Regions from separate parts of the Homo sapiens genome. Here regions 1, 3 and 4 are each linked to region 2. A link is a contact called in ENCODE Hi-C or POLR2A ChIA-PET data. All regions are on one chromosome and are shown on one strand. The core of a region is the stretch at or near the end of the contact, and the rest is flanking DNA. Distances in the headings are between cores, read along the strand shown.

Region 1 (2,700 bases), core at 114-2,613, 430 kb after region 2:
TTTCTTCATGTTCTGACACTTGAAAACTATTATTTTTTAGATAGGATTCTTGAGTATTTTAATTTTTCTAAATAGTGACACATACAGTGTTTCTTTGATTACAAAAGTCTGAACCGAAGTTGTTTAAAGCTATTGCCCCTTTAGGACCACATATATCTGACTTTTATCCTGGGTTATGTTCTCAAATGTTCTGGAGACAAAAGATTATAGGGCTTTTAATCTGTGACCCTTGAATTTTCATTGTTGAGGTTTGTTGTTTGTTTGTTTGTTTTTTGCTGTTGCTGCTGTTTTATTTTGTAGTGGGAATTTAGACAGTAATGACAGAAAGAAGCATGTTTCATTAAGTGGATGATCCCATTCAGCAACAATAATACTAATACTCCCACAGAGCCAAAGCCTTTTTTCTGGGTGGATGAGTGTTTTATAAAAGAAGTACCTCAGGACTTCAGCCTCTCTCATTCTCCACCAGATGGAGTTTAACAGTTTGGATGGAAAGTCTGAAATGATTTTCCCTTGTGATATCCCGTTTTTTATGTCTATGTATAAATGTATAATGACTAATTTGGAAATAGCGCTATCAATTTATTAAACTAGGAAGCATTATTTCCCCTGGAATTAGTTTCTGCTCTGGCCCAGGATCACTGTGGTGTAGAACTTTCACCACAGAATAGCCTCTGGTAAAAGATGAGGCCTGTACTTGTCCTACTTTAACGCTTCTGTATATGTTTTAAAACCTTGCCCCAATCAACTCTATAAGAATGTTATAAAGAGAGCAGTGTGTTATGAAGTGTTTCATTTTACTAACAATTTTATTTTCCAAAGAAAAATGCAAATGATTACTATATTAGACATACAGTAGGAGTAGAAGAAGTGGCTGACTTAAAACATGATGAAGGAGAATAAAATGTTTCTGGTGCTACAGTTTCAAGTTTTGAAGTGGACAGCCCAGCAGAACAAAGCTAGGGAGACCTGGGGGCTGGTCACTGTCGAGTGAGCTCATGTGCCTGGTTCCCCCCTGCATCCTCTTCACACCCCGATGCGTCTCCACCTCCCTCATCATAGGGGATACCTGCCCCTCTTGGGGAGCAGGCTCTTGGCAGCAGCTCTTTTGAGAAGTGAGCCACTATGTAAAGCCTCTGCCATTCTTGAGAGTCCTGCCTGACAGTGTATTCTCCATTTTCTTAGCCCAGTCAGTGAGGATAAGTGAAAACATTGTATCGTGTAAAGTGGGATATTTTAACACACAAACTTGCTGTCTTTTCCTTTTAATGGTGAACAACCTTTTGTGGTATCATGGGGTCTTGATATCATCTCTCATCTTCTTAATCTAACATAATTCGAATATTAGTCATGTTACACAAACAGACTGCTAGAAACCACACCGGGATTTCATTTGCTGTGTGTCAACAGTAGAAATTCAGGACAATCCTCTGGTTTTGCCAGCAGTAAGTTTCCACAACAGTTATCAAAGTCAGCCTCTTTTATTCCAAACAGTGATTTTGGTGGCTTTTCAGACACCTTTCATTATGTCTTCACACCTGCAGTTATCGAAGGATGTCTGGTCTAGCTATATGAAAACTGAAAATCCAAAATAACCCAGGAAACTCTTTTATTTCCTGGGTTCTCCCAAACACAGTCGAAGTATGTCGTTTCATCATGCTAACAGATTATAGATGACTATTAGATAATATAGTGCTGAAAGAAAAATGTCCCACATCAGGAGCCACGTGTCTTTTCAGGAACCAGTACTATGAAACATCAAGTCTTGATCAGTATGAAAATTGTCTTCTCTGTTTTGGTAGGTACACTTCCTGTTTCCTAACAACAGGGTGGTAGTGACATCAGTAGTGGGGTCCTGCCGCATGTGAAGAGGGAATATTAGACTCAGCATGCTTTTCTGAAAGTGATGTATACTTGATACTAATAGGATATTTAAGAACATGCCTTATATGTTTGAGTCTTGATGATCTCTGACATGGAAAATGGGGTAAACCTTTTTTTAAAAAGGACAAAATTTGGGAGACCTGATTGTAAATCTAAAAAGTCACAACCCCTGCCAGAGTTTGCAGAACAGTAGCCAGAAACCTAAGGATTGTGTTTTTAGGTTTATAGGACACATTTGGGGGCTTAGTCATTTAACTGATCTTTTCTGTAGCATAAACATAATCATCACCAGGAAACGTCTCTGAGCTTTCATTCATTAAACAAAATGTACTAAACACTTAAGAGGCAGTCAGTGTTACTACAAAGCACCCCAGTATAGTACTTATTTTTTAAACATCATTACCACTTGGTAATATCTCCGTCAGCTCATAGCGTTCTGGAAAAAGCCCAGGTCTTATGCTGTGTTTGTGCTGAGTTGCTCCCTTACATGTGCATTGTTTTGTTTTTCACTAAAGGTTTTCTCCATATTTCTTTCTAATTAATGTCAGTGTTTTCCAAGCATTATCTTCAGTCTTTTCCTTTTAAGGATCCTAGACCTGTTCTCTACTCTGCCAACCACACCATACCCAGGTTATCATTCACCATCATATTGTGCCTGGTCCCTGGTTGATAAAGAGTGTTCATTAAAGGGTGATGTGAAAATGATGTGATGAAAGGCCACAGACCCCTTCTGAATTCTTTACCACCCTTAGCAACAGCAGGCTGCGCGGTACCTGTCTTATCTTTTAGCAGATGGAATTCATGTTCTAATTCTCA
Region 2 (2,700 bases), core at 54-2,553:
GTATTCCCAGCTCCAACTGGAAAAGACTTGAGGCCCATATTAACAGAACAGTAGAAAAAGAAGTGGGAATTAAGCAGGTTTCTTGGTGCCTGCCCTGGTCTTCCCTTAGGCTGCCTTCCCACCTGAGATATTCTGTCCTCTTCTGTAACCCTTCAAGACCACTCTTGCTCATTTTTACCAGATTTCTCCTACATAATGTTAGGTTGGGAAGTCCAAGTCCAATTTCCTTCAGTGTCCACACCCCAACCCATATGAGCCTAGTGACATACTAGTAGACTCAAATATGTCTACCCACCAATAGCCATTTGCCATTTGTGTTCTTTAAAAAATGTGCCCACAAATAAAGGCCAGGAAAATAACACTAGGAAAATCACAGCAGGGATCATGAATCCTTGTTAAGCATCTGGAAATCAGCTTTGTTAAACCACACACTAATTCAGAAAAGTGCTTTGTAGCAAAGCAATCTCAACAGCCCTTATAATTCTATCACTTCCCATCCAGATTCTTCTGCAAGCAAAATTTATTACTATACCATTTATTTGATGAATTAATCAATGTTCAAATGGAAGAGGTTTTGACAATGTCACTATGTTTGATGTTTATACCTGCCCTGAATGCTTGCTCAGAAGAGAAACAGATTTCCCAGTATTTTTTATAACTTACTTTCCCATTGTCTTCAATTAATTTGCTATTATCCCAAGTAGACAGACAACTTCAGTAGTAGCCATCTCCCTACATTTTTAGATCACTGAAAAAAATGGATGAGCAACCCATGAAAATAACTAGCTTACTGAAATGCTTGTCTTTTAAAGAAAGTTGGGATTATTTAAAAAAAAAAAAATGGCCCAGGACCAGTAGCTAGGAGATCTGGGAGAGAGAAGTCATTGCCTTGGTTCTGACACTAAGTAACCCTTTTGCCTTTTGCAGGTAACTTCTCATCTAGGTCCTCAGCATCCTTCTCTGTAAACTGAAGAGTTTAAATGACTCTAAGTTCCTCTCTCTCTCTCTAGATGTTCTCTAACACCAAGTTTATGTGAGTTTCTTTGGCCAGATTTTAACCAGAGACCATCCTCCACGAAGGTCAAAGATAATTAATTCTGAGATAGCAGGAGTTGTTTTTGGCATGTGCAGTCAACCTTTCAAAAAACCAAGAGTTCTCAAGTTAAGCTACCTTCACGAACCTCTTATTAAATTTAAGTATCACTCTCTGTCCCTCCTACTTTGCTATGTTCCTCCACCACCTCCCTCCACCAGAAAAAAAAAAAAAAGATGAGAAAAATCTCTTGTGTTTTCTTCTTTCTTGGTTCTTGGAAAATGGTGTGCAATTACTTCCTCTTCTTCCGTGGCTGCCTCATGTCACCTGTACAAACAAGAACAGAGACAGACCTCAGGCTTCAGGCTTTCCCTAATGGGTATTTTTGTTGTGGGTAGAGATTCACTCTGACTTGGGGCAGTGGAAAGTTGAACACACTTTTCCCAAGGTGACAAGATGCAGTTTAAGGAGTTATGAAAAAACAGCTGCCACGATGACAGGGGCAGAGAACAACTCTGCCGTCCTCCCTCAGTGCTGGGTTCACAGTTAGCCAGGCACCCACGATGCTGTTTGCCTTCAGGTACTCTGCATAGCTAAGAGGAAGCATATTGCTGTGACTCTGAGTGAGTGTCTGCAGGCTACACACAATCCATCAGCAAACTTTGAGACTTTGCAGATGGAGATGAAGAGACCACATCAAATTAGAGAGGAAATAGAAGGGTGGATGTTCAACTAATTGGGGTCATTCTGTGACCTCTTAGCAAATGAATTCATCAGCCTGGTGGAAAAGTACTGGCATATGGATTAGGTTTGAGTAAGCTCATTAGAGGGGCATTATTCTACTGAAATTATAGCATTAGATTTGTAGAATGACTTCTATTCAGCCAACAAGTTGGTACTCCATATTTAATGATCATAAATCTTTGTGTAAGCTCTGCAATTTGTGAAATTTCATTAGCTCATTATCCTTTGTGCTTGTTGCCAAATACTGTCAATGCTACTTTAAAAACTTCTCCTCCATTCCAGAACTTACAGCCCTGGTAGTTCTGGCTTGGTATTCCTGCAGCAAATCCATGCTCCTAATTCCATGATTCACCCTTCAAACCCTGCCACCTTCATCAATTCTATCCTTAACAGTAAACACTAGATATCTTATACTCATTCCATTCTGCTGGAACTCCACTTCTTAGAGGCTATCATGACTGGTGACTTGAAGTCCTGTTTGTGGCCCCTTAATTACACTGATTTCCTAGGATGGCCACCTCTTGATCATGCAGTCCTCATGGCTATCCTTGTATTCATCTCATGCAAAATTTTCAAGATCAAAACTCTGTCTTCTTCGTCTGCTCCTCATCAATCTAGACTACCCCAGTCACTTCAGCCGAGGCTTATTGTTTATCAAGCTTTATGGATTTCACGTTGTTTTCATTGGTGTGTCTACTTCTTTCTCTTCTGTTTTTCCCTTTTTTTTTTTTTTTTTTTTTTGAGACAAGGTCTTTGCCCAGGCTGGAATACGGTGGCACAATCTCAGCTCACTGCGGCCTTGAGCTCCTGGGCTGAAGTCCTCCAACCTCAGTCTCCTGACTAGTTGGCACTAGAGGTGCACACCACCATGCCCAGCTTTTTTTTTTTTTTTTTTTTTTTTTTTTTTTTTGCTTTTTTATTAG
Region 3 (2,700 bases), core at 45-2,544, 400 kb after region 2:
CATCTTAATAAGGGAAAACCAGTGGGAAAACATCATTTCATGAGTGAGTGGATTGGAGAATAAAAAAATGTTTGTTCAACATTTTGTAAAAGTGAATAATACTGATACTTTTTTCTATTGTTCTTTAGCTCAAATATTTTAGTTATGAGACCCCCTTTTGTTTTTTTTTTTATTATGGTGGGTAAATATATCTTTAATGGAATAGTATGCATTTTTTTCATTAAACTATGATATGAGAGCATATAAACTGATGTCACAATATTACTAGAATATTTCTAATGTAAATTTTATTCTCAATAAGTAGTTATTACAGTGTAGACATTTTGGTCTAATATGAATTTCAAATATGTACGTTGCAACAGCTATTTGAAAATAGTGGAGAATTAAGTAGTTGGCTTTCTACAAATAGAGTAATATACGATTGAATATTTTTTGTTCATATGCCCAACAATCCAACAAATGGAAACCAAAGTAAATCATGGCAAGTAATTATTGCTCAAAAATACAGTAGTTGATAGATTGTGGGCACTGTCACTTAAATACTGATTTATTTCCAACACAACTAGAAATTAAGGTGATTTCATTTCTCTTGCAATAAGTTTTACCTTCTTTCTGCCTATCTCCCTACCTGCCTACCTGCCCTACCTATTGCTAATGACAAAGAAACATAGCCATTGAATATTTTGTTGAGTTAAAGTGGTGATTTTTTTTAAACCAAGGCCCATTACAACCTTATGACTTTTTAATTTTGTTGGTAAGAAACCACAAATAAGTGGATTATTTTAGTTTCATAATTTTCTGTTCATTGATATAATTGCTACATCAGCAATACTTCATGGCTGTCCTGACTATGGTCTGCTCTAGAAATTATATTAGCAGCCCCTTTTCTCCTGAAAATATCAGTTTTGCATACTTAGAAATTTGCTGAAAAGTTTGTTTTAAAAGAACCTTAATGAGATAAGACAGTCAAATACTCAGCATTAAAGGGTTGAATTTTCTTCTTTTTGGCCAGCCTTCTCAGACTGTTGTGTAGACAGAGTCCTCAGGTATTGCTACCAAGCCAATCTAGGTCCATTTGTCTGCACACAATGAAAAGCCAAACACTGAATCACTGGATTTTTATAGAGAGAAAGATTAATGGCAAGGCAGCCATGCAGGAGATGGGCTCAATTCTGTCTTCCCTTACCAGCTTAAAGCAGTATATAAAAGGAGGAGATGCTGGAGGAGGAGTTTTGGGGTTGGTTAATGATTGTTGGAAAGGGAGGGGAGGTTTGGAAAGTCCCTTGAGCAGGCACAGTTGTCTCTTCGTGCTTCCTCATGGGTTGCCTTTGCAAATTCGGAGGGAGTTGGTGTGAAACCTGTGGTGAAAATACTGGCTTTGATATCAGAAAGTCCCTCATCTGGCAAGAAGTCTATTCTGTGCAGATCCCAATCAGCCATACCAGTTCCAACCAGCTTCAACCAGTCAACCAGTTTTGTTACAAGCAGAGGGAGTTCTAACAAGCTGTTTCTTTATCTGCAGTGCTGTAAGACAAGCTCAAAACTTCTTGTTAGTTACCAGTTTCTTTAACCCCATGGAGCACTGTTTAAGTATGATAGTGAAAAGGGGAAAGATAATTCAGTTTTGAAAGATCTAGTTCCAGGATGTTGATTATTCAAGAAAGGAACATAAGCATTCTAGAAATGCACACTTAGGTCTTTGAATGAGTGTTTCAATAGATTTTGATTGGCATCATTGTTCAATTTCCGGAATGCAGAAGTGCAATTTTATTTAAAAAATAGACTTTCCTTAAATACTTTCTTCACTTGTCATAATGTCCTTATGATAGTAATCTTAATTTTCAAAAAATTATAGTTGGTGTATGTACAATGTTACCAATTGTTTGTTGTTGTTGTTGTTTTTTCCAGAAATCTTACAGGCTGGTGTTAAAGGAACTTCGGAATCCCTTAAAGGTGTGAAACGCAAAAAGATCGTAGCTGAGAATCACCTGAAAAAAATACCAAAATCCCCACTGAGAAATCCTCTTCAGGCAAAACATAAACAAAATACAGAAGAGTCATCTTTCGCCGTTCTTCATAGTGCTTCGGAGTCTCACAAGAAACAGAATTATATTCCTGTAAAAAATGGGAAGCAGTTTACCAAACAAAATGGAGAAACACCTGGAATAATTGCTGAAGCCTCAAAATCTGAAGAATCTGTCTCCCCAAAGAAGCCCTTGTTTCTGCAGCAACCATCTGAACTGCGTAGATGGAGATCCGAAGGCGCTGATCCTGCCAAATTCAGTGACCTCGATGAACAATGTGACTCAAGTTCCTTGTCAAGTAAAACCAGGACTGACAATAGCGAATGCATCTCTTCTCATTGTGGCACTACGTCCCCCTCCTATACAAACACTGCATTCGATGTCTTACTGAAAGCAATGGAGCCAGAACTGAGCACCTTGTCACAAAAGGGCTCACCTTGTGCAATTAAGACAGAAAAACTGAGGCCAAATAAAACTGCACGTTCCCCTCCCAAATTAAAAAACAGTTCAATGGATGCCCCAAATCAGACTTCACAGGAATTGGTTGCTGAATCACAGTCTTCTTGTACCTCATACACAGTCCATATGTCTGCTGCTCAGAAGAATGAGCAAGGGGCAATGCAGTCAGCTTCTCATTTGTATCATCAACATGAACACTTTGTTCCCAAATCCAACC
Region 4 (2,700 bases), core at 59-2,558, 320 kb before region 2:
CCCCCCAAAATTCATATGTTGGAACCTAATTCTTAAGGTGTTATTATTAGGAAGTGGGGCATTTGAGAGGTGATTAGGAGATGAGGACAGTGTCCTGATGAATGGAATTAGTCCCCTTATAAAAGAGGCCTGAAGGAGTCTTTTGCTCCTCTCACCACATGCAGACCCAGCTGGAAGGCACTATCTATGAGGAAGAGGGACCTCAGCAGACACTGAATCTGCTGGCGCCTTGATCTTAGACTTCCAGCCTCCACTACTGGGAGCAATCACTTTCTGTTGTTTGTAAGTTACTCAGTCCTAGTTATTTGGTATAGCAGCCTGAATGGGCCAATACACCAGGTCCTCAGGAGATATTAATTGAATGAACATCTTCAAAATATTAGATACTTCCATAGACAAACTTCATATCTTCTCATGTTCACTTTCTGCTTAAAGACTTTTGCCAACTTCCTGTTGCCTACAAAATAGAATTGAAATGACTGTGCTGGTGAATGGCAGTCCACTCTTCTCTTTACATTCTCTCCTGCCTTGTCCACCTCTGCAGTGCCCTTCACCTTCCCATCACATCAAACTGTGATTCACCCTTGGGCCCCACACATGTTCATGCTCCTGCTTTCTCTGGATAAGTTCATCCCATTTAAACCAGGGGCCAGCCTTCTCGTCCCATACTTCCATTTGTCTCAGTCCATTTGTGTTGCTATAAAGAAATACCTGAGTCTGCTAATTTATTAAACATTGAGGCTGCTCTCGGTCCCCTCCTATTCCATAATTTCTCATGGTTATGGCATGTAAAGGCTGTTCCCCTGCCTAGAATGCCCTTTCTCCTTGTCTTTCTGGCAACCCCTTGGTATCCCCTGGACAGAGTCTTCCTTTCCTCCTTCACTGTCACCAGGCCCTCTATTAATCACATAATGTCACAATAGTGTATCTCCATTCCCTGGACTTTGAGGCTCCAGAGGGCAGGGAACTGTTGTTTATTCATTCTGGAGACCAAACTAAACATTTTACAAAGTAGTCCATGGAGGTCTCTTATCAGAATCACCTATGAGGCTGGTTAAATGTAGATTCCCAGGCTCTGTGACTCAACTGCAAATTCTGTTTGTCTTGGTCGTGGGACTGTCCTAGGCAAATCTTACGGACATGAATGTTTGAGAACACTTCTACAGCATCCAACAAATATTTGATGAATAAAAACTTGATTAAAAAAGTACTGAGATCCCTGCTCCTAAAATTCTGCTCTATTTCCTTCATTCCTCTGGGGTGTAGTTTGGCTGGGGACAGGCCCAGGTATTTGGCTCAGTCATAGATCAAAGTGACCTAAATGGGAAACAGCTGTGCGTTATTCCCCAACCATGTCACGCAAGTACCTATTGTCCTGTCCAAAACGCCAAATTAGGTTTAGGGCCATTCAAATTCCGGAAGATGGTTGGCTGTGATAAGAACTAACAAATTCTTGCTCAAGTGGAAACTGGTTTTGCAGGGCATACTCTGCATTTTTAACTCACTAAAGCCAAGTTCTTAAGTTTAAGTGGTTCGTAAGTATCTTCTAATGAGCTGCACGGTTCCATTTGCTGTGCCTATCATCGGTATTGATAACTCTAGTATCAGCTAGTAGCCCTCACCTGTTGACACTGAGTGGATTGTGAATGAGCTTTTTTAGACTTTAGATGAGACTGCTGGGAGACTGTAATGATAGGCAAGCCTTGTTTTGGCCACAAACTCTCTAAAATGTCCTTTTTAATCTTGAGCTCTAGCAACACAATTTTGAGATCTGTCATAATGCACCATACCAGAACCCACGAAGACTTTACAAAACATACATCATCTGAATGACCTCAAGACTACACGACAACACATATTTGTTGTATTTGTTATTTACCAAATATGTATGTATTATGTATCATTACTTACCAACCAATGAAATCTTTTCTTTTTTTTTTTTTCTTTCTTTTTTTTTTTTTTGAGACAGAATCTTGCAGAATCTTGCTCTGTTGCCAGGCTGGAGTGCAGTGGCATGATCTCTGCTCACTGCAACCTCCGCCTCCCAGTTCAAGTGATTCTCCTGCCTCAGACTCCCGAGTAGCTGGGATTACAGGTGCAAGCCACCATGCCCGGCTAATTTTTTTGTATTTTTTAGTAGAGATGGGGTTTCACCATATTAGCCAGGATGGTCTTGAACTCCTGACCTCGTGATCCACCCGGCTTGGCTTCCCAAAGTGCTGGGACTACAGGCTTGAGCCATCACGCCCGGCCAATGAAATCTTTTAAAAATTCCATATAGATGCCGCAGTTCCACTTCGGGATATATATATCCTAAGGACTTGAAATTATGTTGAAGAGATATCTGTACTCCCATGTTTACTGCAGCACTGTTTATAATAGCTAAAATAGGAAATTTTCCTGTGTCCATCAGTGAACGAATGGATAAAGAAAATGTGGTATATACACACAATGGAATACAATTTAGCCTTAAAAAGAAAGAAATCCTATAATTTGCAACAACAGGGATGGATATGGAAGACATTATGCTAAGTGAAATAAGCCAGGCACAGAAAGACAAATACTGCCTGCTCTCACTCATATGTGGAATCTAGAATAATTTAACTAATAGAGAGCAAAATGATGGTAAAATGATTTTTGCTCCAAATAATGTAAAAATACCAGAGGCTGGAGGTCAGGGAATGGGGAGGTGGTGGTAAA

Evidence for each region. Hi-C counts contacts between places; a loop is a spot of excess contacts on that map. ChIA-PET counts read pairs that join two places held with the same protein, here RNA polymerase II (POLR2A). Pooled maps may share reads with other maps.
Region 1: a pooled map shows a loop between it and region 2 (2.1-fold over the local background). The contact joins two enhancer-like sites. A Hi-C loop is called at or near these places in 8 of 50 pooled maps. POLR2A ChIA-PET finds 5 or more read pairs at or near these places in 2 of 52 experiments (activated T-cell and naive thymus-derived CD4-positive, alpha-beta T cell).
Region 3: a loop to region 2 is called in a map of naive thymus-derived CD4-positive, alpha-beta T cell, with 5 times the contacts of the local background. The contact joins two enhancer-like sites. A Hi-C loop is called at or near these places in 1 of 168 maps with a recorded cell type or tissue (naive thymus-derived CD4-positive, alpha-beta T cell), 11 of 37 single-sample maps with no recorded cell type and 11 of 50 pooled maps. POLR2A ChIA-PET finds 5 or more read pairs at or near these places in 1 of 52 experiments (GM12878).
Region 4: a loop to region 2 is called in a map of naive thymus-derived CD4-positive, alpha-beta T cell, with 3 times the contacts of the local background. The contact joins two enhancer-like sites. A Hi-C loop is called at or near these places in 1 of 168 maps with a recorded cell type or tissue (naive thymus-derived CD4-positive, alpha-beta T cell), 1 of 37 single-sample maps with no recorded cell type and 4 of 50 pooled maps.

What each region holds. Positions count from the first base shown.
Region 1 is chr6:12,147,267-12,149,966 of GRCh38, forward strand. The region is part of intron 7 of HIVEP1 (HIVEP zinc finger 1); the gene reads left to right. Among named protein-coding and RNA genes, the nearest start is that of HIVEP1, 140 kb to the left of the region's middle. Within about 2 kb of position 1,364, at least 3 of the 41 ENCODE cell types and tissues checked have a DNase peak (open chromatin) inside an H3K27ac peak, as active enhancers do.
Region 2 is chr6:11,713,153-11,715,852 of GRCh38, forward strand. It overlaps ADTRP (androgen dependent TFPI regulating protein), which reads right to left. Exons shown (of 6, transcript NM_032744.4): 6 at 371-1,360. The coding sequence ends at 1,326. Among named protein-coding and RNA genes, the nearest start is that of ADTRP, 64 kb to the right of the region's middle. RefSeq lists an enhancer at 1,224-1,373. Within about 2 kb of position 1,304, at least 4 of the 41 ENCODE cell types and tissues checked have a DNase peak (open chromatin) inside an H3K27ac peak, as active enhancers do; they include GM12878, where a contact is called at or near this core.
Region 3 is chr6:12,117,982-12,120,681 of GRCh38, forward strand. HIVEP1 (HIVEP zinc finger 1) reads left to right here. Exons shown (of 9, transcript NM_002114.4): 4 at 1,909-2,700. Among named protein-coding and RNA genes, the nearest start is that of HIVEP1, 110 kb to the left of the region's middle. RefSeq lists enhancers at 1,108-1,157, 1,175-1,469, 1,188-1,297, 1,308-1,417. Within about 2 kb of position 1,295, at least 3 of the 41 ENCODE cell types and tissues checked have a DNase peak (open chromatin) inside an H3K27ac peak, as active enhancers do; they include GM12878, where a contact is called at or near this core.
Region 4 is chr6:11,388,788-11,391,487 of GRCh38, forward strand. No RefSeq gene overlaps it. Among named protein-coding and RNA genes, the nearest start is that of TMEM170B, 150 kb to the right of the region's middle. Within about 2 kb of position 1,309, at least 8 of the 41 ENCODE cell types and tissues checked have a DNase peak (open chromatin) inside an H3K27ac peak, as active enhancers do.